Linked DNA regions of Mus musculus: region 2 is linked to region 1. The links are chromatin loops, found by intact Hi-C in ENCODE. Cell type or tissue: gastrocnemius. All regions are shown on one strand.

Region 1 (8,000 bases):
GGCACATAGTAGGTGTTCAAAAAAATGTGGAGTCATCCCTAGATTGGCCATAGTACACGAGATGCGTTTTGCTTTCTTAGCAGTCCAAGAACAGCCTTCTGCTGCTGCCATAGATAGGGCTGTCCGAGCTACCCCTTTGATTTCCCCTCTGCTAGAGTCCTTTTTTCAACAGTGATCTTCCACAGTCTAGAAGAGAGGACATGGCCTTTCTTTGCACTTGATGGATCCGAATGTCATTTGGTTCTAGATGCAGACACACGTGTTCTCCTCCAGCTTTCCTCAGACACGCCCAACAGGAAAGAGGGCAGTTTTTTGTTTTGGTTTTTTATTTGTTTTGCTTTTTTTTTATTAGGGACCAGCAGCTCGGTTTTTTTTTTTTTCCGCTATATATTACAAGGCGCGTCTGAAAACTCCCAGTCTCCTCCTGAGCCGGCTTTTTGGAAGTCCTGCAATAACTCAGCCCATTTCCAAGTAGACAAAAGTCACTTAGGCGTCTTGTCCCCCCACTACCTAGTAGAAAACCTAGGGACTCTCTGTCGTTTCTGGGGCTTGCATTAGGAACCGAATCCTCACCCTCTACAGCGCTCCAATTGCGCTTCTGACGGAGGTCAGAAATGCGCCCGGCCCCTTATAATGTTTCCAAGGGAAGGTTTGTACATTGGTGATTGTCCCTGGCAGCTGCCCAGCTTGAGACTTGGACCTCCACTTGCCATTGGTCAGTGGTTGGAGTGACGCAAAGAGGGGCGGGGCCTCATCAGCTGTTTGCGGGATGCCCGGAGCGGGCGTATTTTGGAAACAATACCGCGCGGTGTGCCGTGGCCTCCTCCCGCGCCAGCTCGCGCCTGCAGCAGTCGCTGCCGCAGCCCGCGCCACCGCCTCCCACCGCAGCCCGGTGAGCGCCCGGGCGGCGGGGGGCTAGGCGGAGTTGGATCGTACCTCCTCCGGGAAGTGGGGAGCGGAGTCGCGCAGCGCGTGGGGGCCCGGGGAAGGGTTTGGACTGCGGGCATCTGGGGTGACCACGGGGAGTTGGGGTGCAGGGATGTGGGAACGAGGTGCAGAGCACAAATTTGTGGTTGCTGCTCCAAGAGGGGCTTTCGGGAAGCATTTGGAATTCGGAGTTAAAAGTAGGTGAGCAAATGATCCTGGGGTCCACTGCCAAGCTCCCGGACGCTCTGGCCTCCGGGTGTAACTGTGGGGTGGGGCCGTAAGTTGTGGTGCATTTTGCCTCCCTGCGGAGTCTGAAGGCTCCTCTTCTTAACAGCTGGAGTTTGCCCCCTTCTTCCCAATCGAGTGTGGGCACCAAGCCCCCCGAGTGTTCTTCACCCTGGACCCTGGCGCAGAGCCCTGGCATCACAACTCGGAGGCTGAGACGCTGTCCTGGAGTCACCCAGGTGTGTGTGCGTGTGTGCATGTGCGTGCGCGTGTGTCCTGAGATCTTAGCCACTATTGAGTTCAAGGTATCTGGCTAGTGCTAACTCCTAAGAGGAGGAGTTTATATTGAGCATCCTAGTTGGATCGCCGAAGTTCTGCGATGGCTCCAGCGGACTTTAAGACCTTTGCTAGGAATAAAGCATTCCCTGGCGGTGCTCTCAGGAAGTGCCCTCTTCCTATCAGTCTGGACTTTACCACTTTAGCTCAGGGAAGCTGAGGGTCTCCACTCTTCCCCAGTTTACTTTTGACTTTGCCCAGAGCCCCTCCGAGGTTCACACTAACTGGAGAGCCACCTGCAGTTCTTGTGCAAAGTGGGGGGGGGTCCTCCGCGTTTTCAGAGCCACACCCTCTGGCTGCACCTCCCCCACTGTCCAGTCTAGGCAAGGGTTGAACTTTGGGGCTTTGCTGGGAGGGGGAGGGGAGTGATAGGCTTCAAAAGAAACACCAAGACAATGACTCCTGCTTGTGATTGGCTCTGGAGAGTCCCTACTTTGGTTGGGATAGCCACACTGCAAAGAAGAGGTTGAAGGACAGAAGAAGCACTGCTAGGTGACATCTCTTGGTCCTTTCATCTGGAAACTTTACGCTGGAGTTACCCCTTTCCTATCGGAACAATAGCAGGCATGGAGTCATTCTCCAGGGAAGAGGGCACAGGACTACGGATAGCTCAGGGGTGGGATGGGGTAAGGCTTGAGGGTTGAAGTAAGAACCTCACAGAGCTTGCATTTGGGAAAGTAAGGTTTCTGAACCTAACTGAGATTTCTGTAAAGACTTAGCCCCACAAACTACTTGGCTTGTCTTTCAAAGGCAATAAAGTGGGGATCGGAACTCCCTGGAATCCCCAGCAGTCTGATGATGACAAAATTTGTCCTTGCATCTCCTTAACCATTCAGGTGCTTGTTGATGCTTCTGGTTGCCCCAGGGGCCCTAACTCAGGCGAGGTCAGCTTGGAAGTTCAAGCTGCCGGGTGACTCCAAGTGCAGAATTTCATGAGCTGTCAGGTGGAGCGAGAGGAACTTAACACTAAGAAACAGCCCCACTGTGTAGGCAGGGAGAGAGCGCTCAGCAGGAGGGCTGAATTTCACTTCCTTCTGCGAGGCACTTTGCACCTATCTCAGGTTCAGCTCTGGCAGGAATGGGAGGCTGAGTGGATGAGAATTGGAAGTCACGAAGATTAGCGAGTAGAATTAGCTGGACACTTTGCTAGAGGCCGATTCAACCCTCCAGATTAACCTGTGGTGAGCAGGCAGCTTTGCTCCTCTGGACGGGAGCTAAGCCAGCTGGCCAGCTGGAGTGACTAAGTTACGTCCCCTGTTCCAGGACACACTCACCACACCACAGAGCCTGTTTGTTGTGTTGTGCAAGGAGGGGGTGGAGATGTGCAGCAGGGTGGGGCTTAGCACGTTAGGAGGGAACCTGGCTGCTCTACAATTCCTGGCTCTTGTTTTTGCTGCTTAGCCTGGAGTTCAGACTTCGCCGAGAGCCTGGAGGTTCCTGCTTAGGAAGTGTGTGTGTGTGTGTGTGTGTGTGTGCACATAAGTATGTTGTGCACTTTTGTATAGTCAGTAAGTGTCCCCTTCTGAGCCTCCACAGCCACTTACAGAGGCTAGTCTTGCTTCTATGTCCCCAGGTACCCGGTGGTAGCACCTGATCCTACCCTTGCTGTTGCTCGCAAATCCTCAGTGTCAAACTTTGTGACCAGCCTAGGTCAGAGGAGGGGGTGGGGTGGGGGATGGGGGGAGGGTGGCTCTGGCAGGTACAGAGAAAAGGCATGGAGGGGCCCTGACCATAGAGGCCACATTTTGGGGGTGAATGTCACCCTTGGTGGTGTTTTATTACCAGGGTTGTGTATCATCAGAAGTTGGCTTGGTTCCCTCACATAAGAAGAGCAGGGGTGGGGGGTGAGGGGGGAAGGAAGGAGGGGAGGGGAATCCTAGGTCTGGCCTCAGTAGGACAGCAGCCCAGATGCTTCCATTGTTCTCTGACAGGAGAGATGGAGCCACCTCAGTGTGTGGAGGAGCTAGAAGATGATGTGTTCCAGTCAGAGGATGGGGAGCCAGGGACACAGCCTGGGGGCTTGCTCTCTGCTGACCTGTTTGCCCAGAGCCAGCTGGACTGTCCCCTCAGTCGACTCCAGCTCTTCCCTCTCACCCATTGCTGTGGTCCCGGACTCCGGCCCATAAGCCAGGAAGACAAGGCCACTCAGACCCTCAGTCCAGCTTCCCCAAGCCAGGGTGTCATGCTGCCTTGTGGGGTGACAGAGGAACCCCAGAGACTCTTTTACGGTGAGTGCTCTTAACCTTAGAGATTGGGGGAAAGAGGGGACTTTCCCTCCCTAAACCTGCTCTGTACTATTTCCTTCCTCAAACTGAACAGCCAGGGCTATCTATTCAAGAGCTTTCAGCCTTCCTCACCTGAGCTTGGGCCCCCAATAGAGCAAACTGCTTTGTTCTTTCTGTTCTTCTTGGAGGGGTTTCTTGGTCCCTGCAATCTCCTTTCACATCCTATGTCGTTTCAGTGGCTCTGCCCTTTGGCCCCAGTGCTGATTTGCCTTTCTCGAGGTGGAAGGGAGTTTTAAACCATGTGTCACTGTACCACTCAGCCAGTACTTATACGGAAGATTCCCAAAGACAGAAGGTGGCTTCCAGTTGCCATTTGGGACTTTCTGTGCTGGGAAGGGGAACTGGAGAAAGAGGTTGGGCCTATCTGGGCTCAGTGCCAGGAGAGGGGTTGTTACTAAGGCTAAATCAGACAAGACCCCTTCATTTGTGGGCTTCAAGGGTTTGTTTTATGAGAAATATGCCCTCCTCTGGCAAGAGGGCAGGATTAGACACTCGGTCTGTTTTCTTCTTTTAGTGCACTGGCCTGTGGAGGGAGGGTAAAGGCTCAGAGGTCATCCTGCTGTGTCTGCGGGAGCAGACCGAGGAGCCCTGAGGAGCGCGCTGCACTTACTCTCAGAGGGAACTGCCCATAGGGCACTTCTGGAAAAGCAGTTCTGGCGGGAGTCAGAGAAGCTGGATGAGGCCTGCTTCGGGCTGGAAGAGGGAGGAGGCAGGAGGTGGCAGGCGCCCCCAGCGGCCGTTCTGGTGCCAGCACTCGGTGAGCCGACTTGGCTGCTCTGTGGGCCTCAGGAGTTTTCTCATCCGCTTTGCTGCTGCTGCTCTGATCTCTGAGTGATGAGCCCAGCTCTCCCTAACTATACTAGAAAAACGAAGGCACTTTTGGGTTTTTTTGTTTGTTTTGCTTTTCCTTGTCTGCTTTGCACAACCCAGGAACTCTGGAGAGTTATCCCAGAGAAGCGCTTCCACCTACTGCTACCCGAGTAACACATTTAGGTCAAGTACAGCCTGATAAATGCCAGAAGCTTGGCATGGTCGTCACACACGTTAGCACCCTGTGCTATGCCATGGCACTGACAGGACAGTGCTGAGGAGAAGGCAGGGTCTGTATTCTTTCCTGTTTTTCCAGCATAAGTGTGTGTGCATGTGTGCGCGTGTATATGTGTGTGCACACACGCGCTCATGTGTACTAAATATTCAGCTACTCCTAAGCTACACCCTCGGCCCTGTACCAACGTTTATAGTCTTGGGCAGCTGTCCAAGTTTGGCAGGATGCCCTGGTAAAGGCCAGGCTGCTTCCTCTTCCTTCTGTCCTGAGCTTTACCAGTAACTCCAGGTCTTGGCCAGAAAGGGCTGACATGGAGAAGATGGGCTAAGGGGAGAAAAGGCTGAGTTGTGGATTCTCTGTTTTTGCAGGCAACGCTGGCTACAGGCTTCCTCTCCCTGCCAGTTTCCCTGCAGGCTCACCCCTTGGGGAGCAGCCCCCTGAAGGACAGTTCCTTCAGCACCGAGCAGAGGTGCAGATCGCCAGAAAGCTTCAGTGTATTGCAGACCAGTTCCATCGGCTTCATACGCAACAAGTAGGCATGAGGGTTGGGGGGGGGGGGGCTTTGAGGCTGTTGAGGCTGGGAAGCCAGAGCCAGGGGTTACTAGACCTCTGGGTGTGTTTAAGAGTTTTGGTCTTGGCTACTGTCAATTACGGATGGACCCAGGTAGCACAATTAGATGAGTACTCCTGTCCTTGAGAGCTCCAGCTACCTACTCAGCTTCACAAGAGGTGGAAGATGCTGCTGCCATCACTCCCTGCCAATGGGATGGCTTCCTGTAGTCTGGTTTGACAAACTCTCTGGACCCAAGTGAAGGGCTTGCCTCTTGCCGAATGCAGCAGTGAAACTGAGCAGTTGGGGGTGTGCCTGGCCGAGGAACAGTGGGAAACCAGTAATCAGTCCTGAGATGGGGCCTGAGTGGGGGAAAGTGGTAGAACCGGTTGAAACCTGACACTTTCCAGCTGGGGAGCCAGTCCTCACTGTCTGTGTCTGGGAACCCAGGCACAGGACTCTGGAGATTGTACCTCGGAGTCTCCCCAGAGCCACGGACGGCGGGGCGCAGTGCCTGGTGCTTGGCCGGCAGCCTGGCACCAGCCCCGTCTGGGCGGAGCATCGCGTGTCAGCCGAGCATGGCAGAGTCCATCAACAAAGGCGGCGGCTGGCAGGCTCGTGCTGGAGCCCGTTGTGCCATGGATGGGAGGTTGTCCTGCTTGACAGCCCAGCCACCGTCTGTGCTGGGCCCCCAGGTGCTTAACCCTTCCCAGGCAGGCTGGCTTTCTGAATGGCTGCCAAGGCAGGGGCGGGGCCTGGGGCTGGATCCTTGCTGGTACAGATGCTACCTAGCAAAGCCACAAGACAGGGGAATGAACACAATCTCTACCTGTGGGACTGTGTTCTTATCCTTGCAGCGTGTGTGTGTGTGTGTGTGTGTGTGTGTGTGTCTGTGTGTGTCTGTGTGTGTCTGTGTGTGTGTCTGTGTTTAGATCACAGGAACAAGTAACTGTCAGGGCTGGGCATAAACCGCAGATTAGATAGGCAATTTTAGATAATTCAGATAACCAGAATAGTTACTGGTAATAGTAACTTTGACTTGAGAGACACACCATTGCGGACAGGAGAGGGTGGAGCTGACCCTGAGTTTTCTGAAAACAGGCCACAGGGTGTTATAGGCTTCCTATGCTCTCTGAGAGGGACTGGGGTGCCACAGCTATTTCTGATGGGTTTTCCTAGTCCTTAAGTGATTTGGAGAGAGGTTAGCTCTGTGCTTGGTTATAAGGCTGCCTGGCTAATTGCTGTGGCCCAGCCACGGTCCCCATTCCTTCTATGATTATATTGTCCAATCTTGGCTTAGCGAGTCCCTCCCAGTCCATGTTTGGACACTTTCTGATTCTTTCCTGCACATTTAATCCACCTTGGTCGTATTCCATGGCTCAGCCCAGCTCACTCATGGTGTCTGGTCCTGACACTGACGAGGATGGGGCGACACAGTGGCCATAGTCTCTGCCTCATCTAGAGCACGTCTGGAGGCTTTCTTTCTTCACTCACAATCATCTGGCCTCTGTTAACAGCTGTTTCCCAGGATAGCCCCCTGTCCGTTAGTGAGCTCTGGCATGCTGGAGACCAGGCTAGAGGCCTCCTCACAGCTGGTTCAGGAGAAGACCCTGTCCTGAGGTCTCCCTACTCTTCACTGACTGACAAATTAATTCTCCTAGTTAGGGCTGCTTCTTTGAGGGCACAGGTCAGTTCTAGATATGGTGCTATTGTCTCATCCAGAGTGCCCCCAAGAGGTGGGAAGGAGAATTGCATGAGAGTATGACTGTTGGCTGCCCTTTTGTCCTTGTAATAGACCTCAGTTGTTGTTATTTTCTCCTTTTCCTGCCCAGTGAGATGTGGGACATTACAATGATGTAGAAAGGCATGCTGGCATATTGAGTGTATCAGTCCTGGCCCTAGGCCAGCAGGTGTCTAACTGCCCTGGGTGTTAGTTTATGTTGGCCATATTCCTTGTGCCTACCTCTAGGCCATTTGTTTTTCTCATATATTTCCTGAGGAGTGTGGTTAAGTGGAAGACTTAATCTGGCTCCCTAGGTTGCTGGTTTAGAGTGGCTCCCCTAGAGTCACAGACAAGAATTTATAGGCAGAAATCAGTCAGGCGCTGACCACTGCTAGTTCCTCCGGCATCTAAAGCAGGGGGTGATGTGAATGGAGGTAAAAAGTTCTCTCCCTCCTCCTCTCTCTCCTTCCCTCCGCCCCTCCCTTCTTCCCTCTCTCCTCCCACTCCTCCCTTCCCTCCCTCCTCTCCTTCTTTCCTTCCTTCCTTCCCTTTGCGGGGAGGAGGGGTAGGTACAACAGGGTCTTGCTATATAACTCAAACTGGATTCAGCCTTCCTGAGTTCTGGGATTACAGGCCTGCACCACCGTGTCCCGTTTAAGGGAAAACCTTTTCAAGCTTGCATGTGTATCCACCTCTCTGCAGGGCCAGGGAGAGGCTCTGTCCTTCCTCTCGGCTGGCAGGCTACATACAGCAGGGATGTCTGATACCTCAGTGACATTGACCTTCCGATGACAGTGATGGGTTCTGAGAGAGTGACCCCTTCCGTTTCTCTGCTGAGGAGGGAGGATCAGATTCCTGACAAACTCACAGCTGCCCTGGTCAGGATGTCTGAGCCTCTGTGCCTCTCTG
Region 2 (8,000 bases), 200 kb before region 1:
TACTCTTGTGCAAGAACGTCAGGAACTTATCTTTCTGAAACAGGAAGGGAACAGGTGAAAGAGTGGGTGATGGAAAAGAAAAAAAAAAAAAAGCTTGTGTTTGTGCCCTTCTGGCTAAGTGCAGTTTGAAGGCCAGCAAATAGCCCTTGCTGGACCCCACCATTCAGTAGCTACCCAGGCTGTGGGGAGATACATAGAGTTCTATGTGATTATAGCGTCTAGTGCATATGTCAACAACTATATACAGGGATCTATAAATTAAACGCATGTCTGGCCACTGCAACTAGGTTGACGTACCTGAGCTCCGCTACTTTTGGTGCTCTCTTCTTTGGGAGAGCCTCGGCTTATTTAAAAAAAAAAAAAAAAAAGAGCCCCTACACAACTCCCTACCTTCCCCTGAGTCTTGGGGAGGGGGCGCCCGAGTCACCCCCTGCGTTTAGGAAACACCAGAGCTAGCAGCGCTGAAGGGCTGGGTGCTAGGCTCTCTCCACCCTCCCCCCCAGTTCCCCTTATGGCTCAGGGCCCTGGCGCAGCACGGTGCTGGGAAGATCAAACCCCGAGTCCCCGGCGAATCGTGGTCCCTTGGCTGAAGATCCGGTTGTGCATTACCGGCTCCCGGGGCAAACTGGCGATCGCTGAGGTGTGTGGGGGCGTACGCTCGCGTAGGGGTCACTCCGGCGGGCTCCGGAGCCGGTCCTGCTGCAAAGTCCTGCTTGGGGGCTTAGGGGACGATGATTCCCGACCGTCCCCAACGCGGAGAGATTCAACGACTCCGGGGCTCTTCGGCCGCTTCCTCTTCGTCCTCGTCCAGCCCCCGCGGCCGTTCGAGCGGCCCAGCCAGGGGGCTGTCTGCAGCGGGCTCCGGGGGCGCCGGCCTCGCCGCCTGCAGCGGGGGTGCGTCGCGTGGCGCCTCGCGGCGGGACGACCCGGTGGTGTTGGGCCCCGCCGCCACCCCCGAAGTCCCAGACGGGCCGGTGGTGTTGGAGCCGCTGGGGGGCGGGCCGACGGCTCCCCCCGAGGTCCCGGCACCCACCGGCTGCCAGATGAGACTGTAGTAGACGGCCAGTACGATGGCGGCCAGCGACACGGAGAGCACGTAGGCGAACACCGTGGCTAGCCGGACCCACTTCTTGTTGGTCTTGGCCGCCATCTTCGCCTTCTTGTCCCCGGTGTAGGTGGCCGGCTTGCCCCGCTCGGCCGGGGCCGCGTCGCGCTCCTTCATGGGGGGGCCCCGGCCTTTGCCCCGGTGCTCCACGGCCCCGGCTGGAGGGGGCCTGGCGGCCTGCGAGGACTGGGCAGGGGGCGTCTCGGCGCCCTGGCTTCCCGGCGGCCCCGCGCTCCGCCGCTGCTCCTCACGCCGCCCGCCCGCAGCCCGCCACCGCGTCGCTGCCGCCGCCGGGGCCTGGGCCCGTCACCGCCGCCAGCGCCGCCGCCGCCGCCGGCCCGCCAGCTGCTTCCCGGCCGCCGCCACAGCCACAGCCGCCCGACTCCGCGTCCCCATCCGCTGCCGCTGCCGCCGCCTGCCCGGCCGCCGGCCGCCTGGTCTCCAGTGGCCGCGCGGACCGCGCGCTCCGGCTCTAGCCCGGCTCCCCCGCGGGGCGCGCCGGTGCAGGGGGCGGGGCCGCGCGCTGCCGGGGGGCTGCCCCTTAAAAGGGCGATGTAGGGGCCCGGAAGTGCCGCGCTGGGAGGCGGCTGCGGCGGGGAATCGTGGGCCCCGTGGGGGACGCCCAGTTAAGAGAGAGTTAAGGGAGGCTGGGCCTTAAAGGGGCGACAGGAGCTTCTTTAAAGGGGGAAAGGCACTTTGCGGGAGGGAGTGCGGAACCGGGAGGTGGCAGGGAGGGGCAGGCTCCGTAGAAAGCTGTCAACTCAGGCGTCTCCTCACATGGCCCAGGCTAGGAGATGGTAGGTGGGAGAACTAACCAGGCCCACCTACACCGGGTCTCCGAAGTGGAGCTAACACTAAGCTTGTGCTCTCGGGTAGCTCTAGAATAGTGAGGGGATAGTGTCCCAGATCCCTTCACCCCAAAGAGCCTGGTTCGGGTCTGGGAACCTGGCGCCCGCACACCGCAGTCAGTCTCGCTTCCTTTTTTCTGTTGGTCTGGACTCCGAGACCACTCGAATCTTGCCTGATTGGGTCCTCTTAGGACCCTTGAGTCAGACTACTGTGAGCCACAGGGACAAGAGCCAAAGGTTGAGTTTGTTTCTTAGGCTGACCTGCCAGCATAATCTCAAATCCCACAACAGGTCTCAGGTCCTACTTTCTGGTCTTCTGACTTTCAGGACTGGTCTCGAATTGTACCCAAGGGGCTGCACTGAACTGGTGGAGGACATCTCCCAGCGTTTTCATTCTTTGATTCTCTTCAACCCCAGGATGTAGAGAACTGTCTTTTCCCATTGAGGCTTGTTCCTTCCAGGCTTCAGCCTTTTTGCTCTTAGGGCCCTTTGGATGCCGGCCACCCCTCTGCACGCAGGGACTCTTAGTACCACCCTTTCTATACTTTCACCCTCTTCCCCTTTGCTTGTTTCATCCCTATTTCCTCTTTGTAATTCACCGCGATTGATTTCTGGGTGCCTCTTGCTTGACTCTCCCTGTGTTCCCAAAACTGTCTTTGTGAGCAGCCTGGATGTCTCAGTGGATTAGAGAACTATGAGTCTGAGTAGGAGAAAGGTCTGTGGTCCTGATGTAGTTGGGGTGGGGCGTGGCCTCTGCGAGGGCCCCACTGACTTCTAACCTCTTGGGCAGGACTCCCTCTGCCCTTTCCACTTCTCCCTTTCCTTTGACTTTGACTTTCCTTATCCAAGCCCTTCCCCAAATTTTCCATCCCATGGAAGCGCTACCAGAATGCAGTGTACTAGTGGGCTTCGAACCACAAGTTTCTAATCTGGTCCTGGTTGGAGGCTCAGGTGGGGCTGTGTCTCTAGCAATGGGCCACCCAATACTATTTCAAGGAGCCTTTTGTTTGTTTGTTTTTTGTTTGTTTGGTTGGTTGGTTTGGTTTTTCGAGACAGGATTTCTCTGTGTAGCCCTGGCTGTCCTGGAACTCACTCTGTAGACCAGGCTGGCCTCGGACTCCGAAATCCACCTGCCTCTGCCTCCCAAGTGTGGGATTAAAGGCATGCGCCACCACTGCCTGGCAAACCGTGCCTTTTTAATTTCTGAGATATTACAAGGACATTGAGAGTTTAGTGTTTATGGGCTTCTGTGGATTGATAGGTGGTGGTGGTGGTGGTGGTGGTGGTGGTGGTGGTGGTGGTGTGTGTGTGTGTGTGTATGAGAGAGAGACACACACAGGGGTGGGGGCGGGACGGGGTACTGTTCTGGAGCAGCCAGAGCAGGTCTTGAAGGTGGCCTGTAGTATTAAAGTCCAAAAATTGCAATCAAATGTCCTTTTCTCCTTTCTCAGTTGTTCTCTGGCCTTCCTGGTGGGGTTGATCGTAGGACCATCCCAAGGTGAATTACAGTTTAAGATCTCACACAAGATCTTAAATCTTTGTTAAAGCCCCCTTGACTCCCTTTCTGGAATGCACTCCATATTGCCTCTTCATATTTCTGCTGCAAATTACACTTCCTTTTTCTTGCTTGCTTCCCAGCAGAGTCGGGAAAACAACGTGTCACTCCTTCTTTATTCTAAACAATGATGTACTTGAAGCTCTTATTCAATTCCTCTCCCTATTCTTCCCCAAATGAAACAGTGCCAGATTCTTTAACCTGTCGTCAATAAGCACTATTTATTATCTAGATTTACATAGTGTCTTTTACCCCTGGAACTCAAAATGCTTTCAGATATAATTGAGCCTGATCTCCCTGGTGCCTGAGCCATTAAGAAACCATTAGCGTATTCCTGTTGCCGGCAAGTAAATGGCCCCCTAGTGGCCTGAAAGTGAATATGCTTTTCTAAGTGCCTCTCCCCCACCAAGGTTAGGCAGGAACTCAAGAATCAAAGCAAGTTTGGGGACAGAATGGACCCAAAAGGCCATCTTTGGTGAATATCCTCAACCACCCTAGAGCCTCTTGTACAACATTCCTGTGGAGTGCTGTGCCGCCTCAGCTAAATGACTGTCTCTGCCGAGCAGCCACGCTGTCTGCTCCCTGAAGAAGTCCTTTCAGCCTCTAGAAAAGTTCAAAGCAATCAAAGCAGAGGCACAACCTTATAGTCTTGGTATGTGCCAGGCACTATGTCTGAAGTCATAACTATTTGCAATATACTAGGGAGCTAATATCTATCTCCATTTTGTAGAAGAAACTGGTGCTTACCCAGGATCACGTGACTAGAATTCAAGTAACACTCAAGTCTTTCTGACTTCAGGACTTAGATGCGTAATTCTTGCTCTACTCTGCTTGGAAGCACAGCCAAACCTTGTCTCTGTAGACAAGGTTTATTCTGTGGGGGCACCAGCCACGAGTCCATGGGATAGAGATACTCTGCTAGGAGTATTGGCTATGGACAGCTCCCTGCTGCTACTGTTCCTGGCAACTGTCCTCAGGCAGGAAAGGAAGTTGCCTCTTTCTCCCCAACTACCAGGCCATTAAGTAGAATGAAACTGTGATGAAACCCAACCAGAGATCTGCAGCGTCCTTCTGGGCAAGAGGGAAGGCACCGTGCACCCTGAAGGAGTTGCAGAAGTGGACGCCATGGACTGGCAGGAGGCAGAGGCAGATGTGTAGTATAGGTGAGTGGGGTGTGGGAAAGACTGAACATGACATTGAGTTAGGGAGTCTGTTGTTATGGAAGCACTAGCCTGGGAAGCAGGATTTTGTGCCCTGATAAAGACCTTGGGAGACTGGAGCAACACCAGAATAAAATGCCAGAACTGCCGTGGAAGAAGGGTTTAAAAAAAAACACTAAGAGCTGGGGTGCTACTGTGGATAGTCTATGTGTGGCCAGGAGCCTATTTAAGCCTGGCCAGAAGGCTCAGACAATACTTGGGTATCAAAGCAATGAGGACTGGCTGGTGGGACAGATACCCATATTGTACCATGGGGCTTCTCAGTGTGAGCTGTCCTCTGGAAGCCAGCAAGAGGCTGCTCTATAACTGATCTGAAATAACAGAAGCTGGTTGCTGAGCTGTTAACATGATGAGCATCCAGTGCAGGTAGGGTTCCTGTCCAGTAGATCTACGGATCAGGTTGATACTGTCATGGCCCTGGGGCAAGCTAGCTGGCCAGCTCACAATGGTTCATTGTGCCTCAGTTGTGCCAGAGGCTCTCAAGCACTTTATCTCAGGTTTCCAGAGCTAGCCTTGGTAGCACATGCATGTAGTCCTAGCTACCTGAGAGGCTGAGGTAGGGAAGCCACTCCAGGCTGGGAATTCAAGACCAAACTTGGCAACATGAGACAGACATTTAAAAAATTGAGTTTTGTTGGGCTAGAGAGATGACTTGGCAGTTGAGAGCATTGAACTGGCTGCTCTTCCAGAGGACCCGAGTTCAATTCCCAGCACCCACATGGCAGCTCACAACTGTCTGTAACTCTAAGATCTGATACCCTCACACACACATGTAGGCAAAACGCTGATGCACCTAAATAAATCCTTTTGTTTGTGTGGGTTATAGTTATTAATAAATTTCCATATTAGAAATGAGGCAGGGATTTATAAACTATTAATTTGTTAGGACATTACAACTCCATTGCATGTGAATAAAGGACATGTTTTTATGAAAATCACTATATTTCTTTTTAAAACAGTTTTTTTAAAGTAACGTGGTTATTTTTAAAGTAAGTTGACTTACTAAGTTGCCAAGGTGGGTTACAGGTAGCCCTGGCTTTCTTGGAACTTGCTATGTAGATGAGGCCAGCTTTCAACTCACAGGGCTCTGCCTGTCTCTGCCTCCCCAGTGTTGTGATTAAAGGCGTGTGTCACTATGCCTGGCCAGTTTCACATTTTTACAACTCCAATGAACGTTGCTTTACAGAAGACAGCTGGAGGCTTACTTTTGCTGGCACTGTGCTCCTTCGGTCAAAATATATAAAGAAAATCTGGCATCGTGTAGATGTGTGGTTGGAAAATAGAGGAGTATTTTAGTAGTCTTTCGGATCGCTGTGGCTATTTTTTGTACTACACCGAATCTCAACAAGTGCTAAGTGGAAGTTGCAATGCAGACTATAAACGTTATTACTAGCCGGGTGGGGGTGGCAGTGGCATAGGCCTTTAATCTTAGTACTGAGGAGGTAAAGACAGGTGGATCTCAGAGTTCAAGACCAGTTTGGTCTTAAGAGTGATTTCCAGGACAACCAGAGATACAAAGAAAAACTCTGACTCAAAAAAAAAAGAAAGAAAGAAAGAAAGAAAGAAAGAAAGGAAGGAAGGAAGGAAGGAAGGAAGAAAGAAAGAAAGAAAGAAAGAAAGAAAGAAAGAAAGAAAGAAAGAAAGAAAGAAAGAAAGAAAGAAAGAAAGACAAACACCAAGCCAAACCCACTAAACAAACAAACAAAAACCCATACCCCACTATTACTTTATCAGTGGACTTTTGGTACTTACTTGATTAAAGTCACTGTCTATCTTGCTCTCGGGAAAGCACTTTTATCTATGTATGATTTTGTAACATCCTGTTTTAGTTATTAGGAAGATACTGACTTGCTGGCATGCATTTTCCAAATATTGATACATTTAATGATGCAGTATAATAATCATATTTGGTGATACCAGAAACAGTTTAAGCCCTGGAAATCAGTCACGCTCATAATAGCGCATACAGGTTATTCCAAATTCTATTTTTACTTGAAAGGTCAAATTCTTATCACTGGCAACAGATGTCAGTTTTCCTCAAAGTGACAGGGACACTTGGTTCACGTTTGAGGAAACACCTGCCAAGTCATCAAGTCTGCATGACAACAGCTTGATGTCATTTATTCTTCAAGTGAGAATAATGTTCCACAGCAAAGGTGGCCAGTTTAGGTCATAACCCAGTCACTCAAATGGTTTCCCCAAAGGGACAGTTATACTTGTGTGTGCAGTAGAGTACTCTACAGCCAGTCACTGAGAATATTAGAAGGGGCTGTGCATAAGTGTTGTGATTTGGTATAGCGTAACACCAGTAATTGCTTGTGAACATGCTCTTACGTGAACTTGGGTTTTCTCCCTTTTCTTCCTTTTCCCCTCTTAAACTCATAGTTCATGTGTTGCTTCCTTCATACTACTACATTTGTAACATTGGTGTGAGCATCAGAACTGTTTAAAAGGCAAAATATACATCTCAGTATTGTGAAAATAATTTTGACTCTGTGAAGTCTCTAAAAAGGTCTGAGAACTTAATGTAAGATTGGAAACATTGAAACTTCCAGAGGAGGCTGGAGAGATGGCTCACTGACTGCTCTTCCTGAGGTCCTGAGTTCAATTCCCAGCAACCACATGGTGGCTCACAACCATCTGTAATGGGATCTGATGCCCTCTTCTGGTGTGTCTGAAGACAGTGTACTCCTATACATAAATAAATAAACCTTTAAAAGAAAGAAAGAGAGAGAGGAGAGAGAGAGAGAGAGAGAGAGAGAGAGAGAGAGAGAGAGAGAGAGAGAGAGAGAGGAAAGGAAAGGAAAGGAAAGGAAAGGAAAGGAAAGGAAAGGAAAGGAAAGGAAAGGAAAGGAAAGGAAAGGAAAGGAAAGGAAAGGAAAGGAAAGGAAAAGGGAAGGGAAGGGAGAAACTTAAACTTCCAGAGGAAAACACTTCAAGACATAGGACTAGGCAAAGATCTTCAGAATGGGCCTACAGGAGCTCCAGGCATACCTGTGATGCAGAGACACACATATAGACAAAACACTCATACATATTAACCAGCAAAAAATGACATCTTGGATTCATTCCATCAATGAAAGGGCTTCTTCATTGCAAAAGAAATAGGGGTGTGTGTGTGTGTGCATGGGGGGGGGCGGTTACCAGCTATTCATCTGACAGGGGACTAATATCCAGAATTCATAAAGAATTCAGGGGCTGGAGTCATGGCTCAATGCTTTCCCAGAGGATCCAGTTTCAGTCCCTAGTACCCACATGGCCTCTCACCTGTC

What was found. Peaks named below come from ENCODE experiments on the same cell type or tissue, not always from the same donor. Only the 100,000 strongest peaks of a DNase experiment are listed, where the experiment ranks them.
Region 2: it touches region 1 in a loop (1.8-fold over the local background); 2 of 42 quality-filtered maps call a loop at or near these places.

What each region holds. Positions count from the first base shown.
Region 1 is chr2:118,542,432-118,550,431 of GRCm38, reverse strand. Bmf (BCL2 modifying factor) reads left to right here and starts at 746. Exons shown (of 5, transcript NM_138313.4): 1 at 746-892; 2 at 1,262-1,391; 3 at 3,420-3,716; 4 at 5,187-5,350. The coding sequence starts at 770. In gastrocnemius, CTCF peaks have their summits at 1,590, 4,508 and 7,098 (motif pointing left); DNase peaks (open chromatin) are centred at 4,172, 4,506, 5,029, 6,024 and 4 more places; H3K4me3 peaks cover 6,443 bases; H3K27ac peaks cover 7,894 bases.
Region 2 is chr2:118,739,337-118,747,336 of GRCm38, reverse strand. It overlaps Inafm2 (InaF motif containing 2), which reads right to left and starts at 1,579. Exons shown (of 1, transcript NM_001301269.1): 1 at 1-1,579. The coding sequence starts at 1,222. The coding sequence ends at 764. In gastrocnemius, a CTCF peak has its summit at 3,872 (motif pointing left); DNase peaks (open chromatin) are centred at 601, 1,065, 1,658 and 3,882; H3K4me3 peaks cover 2,460 bases; H3K27ac peaks cover 1,964 bases.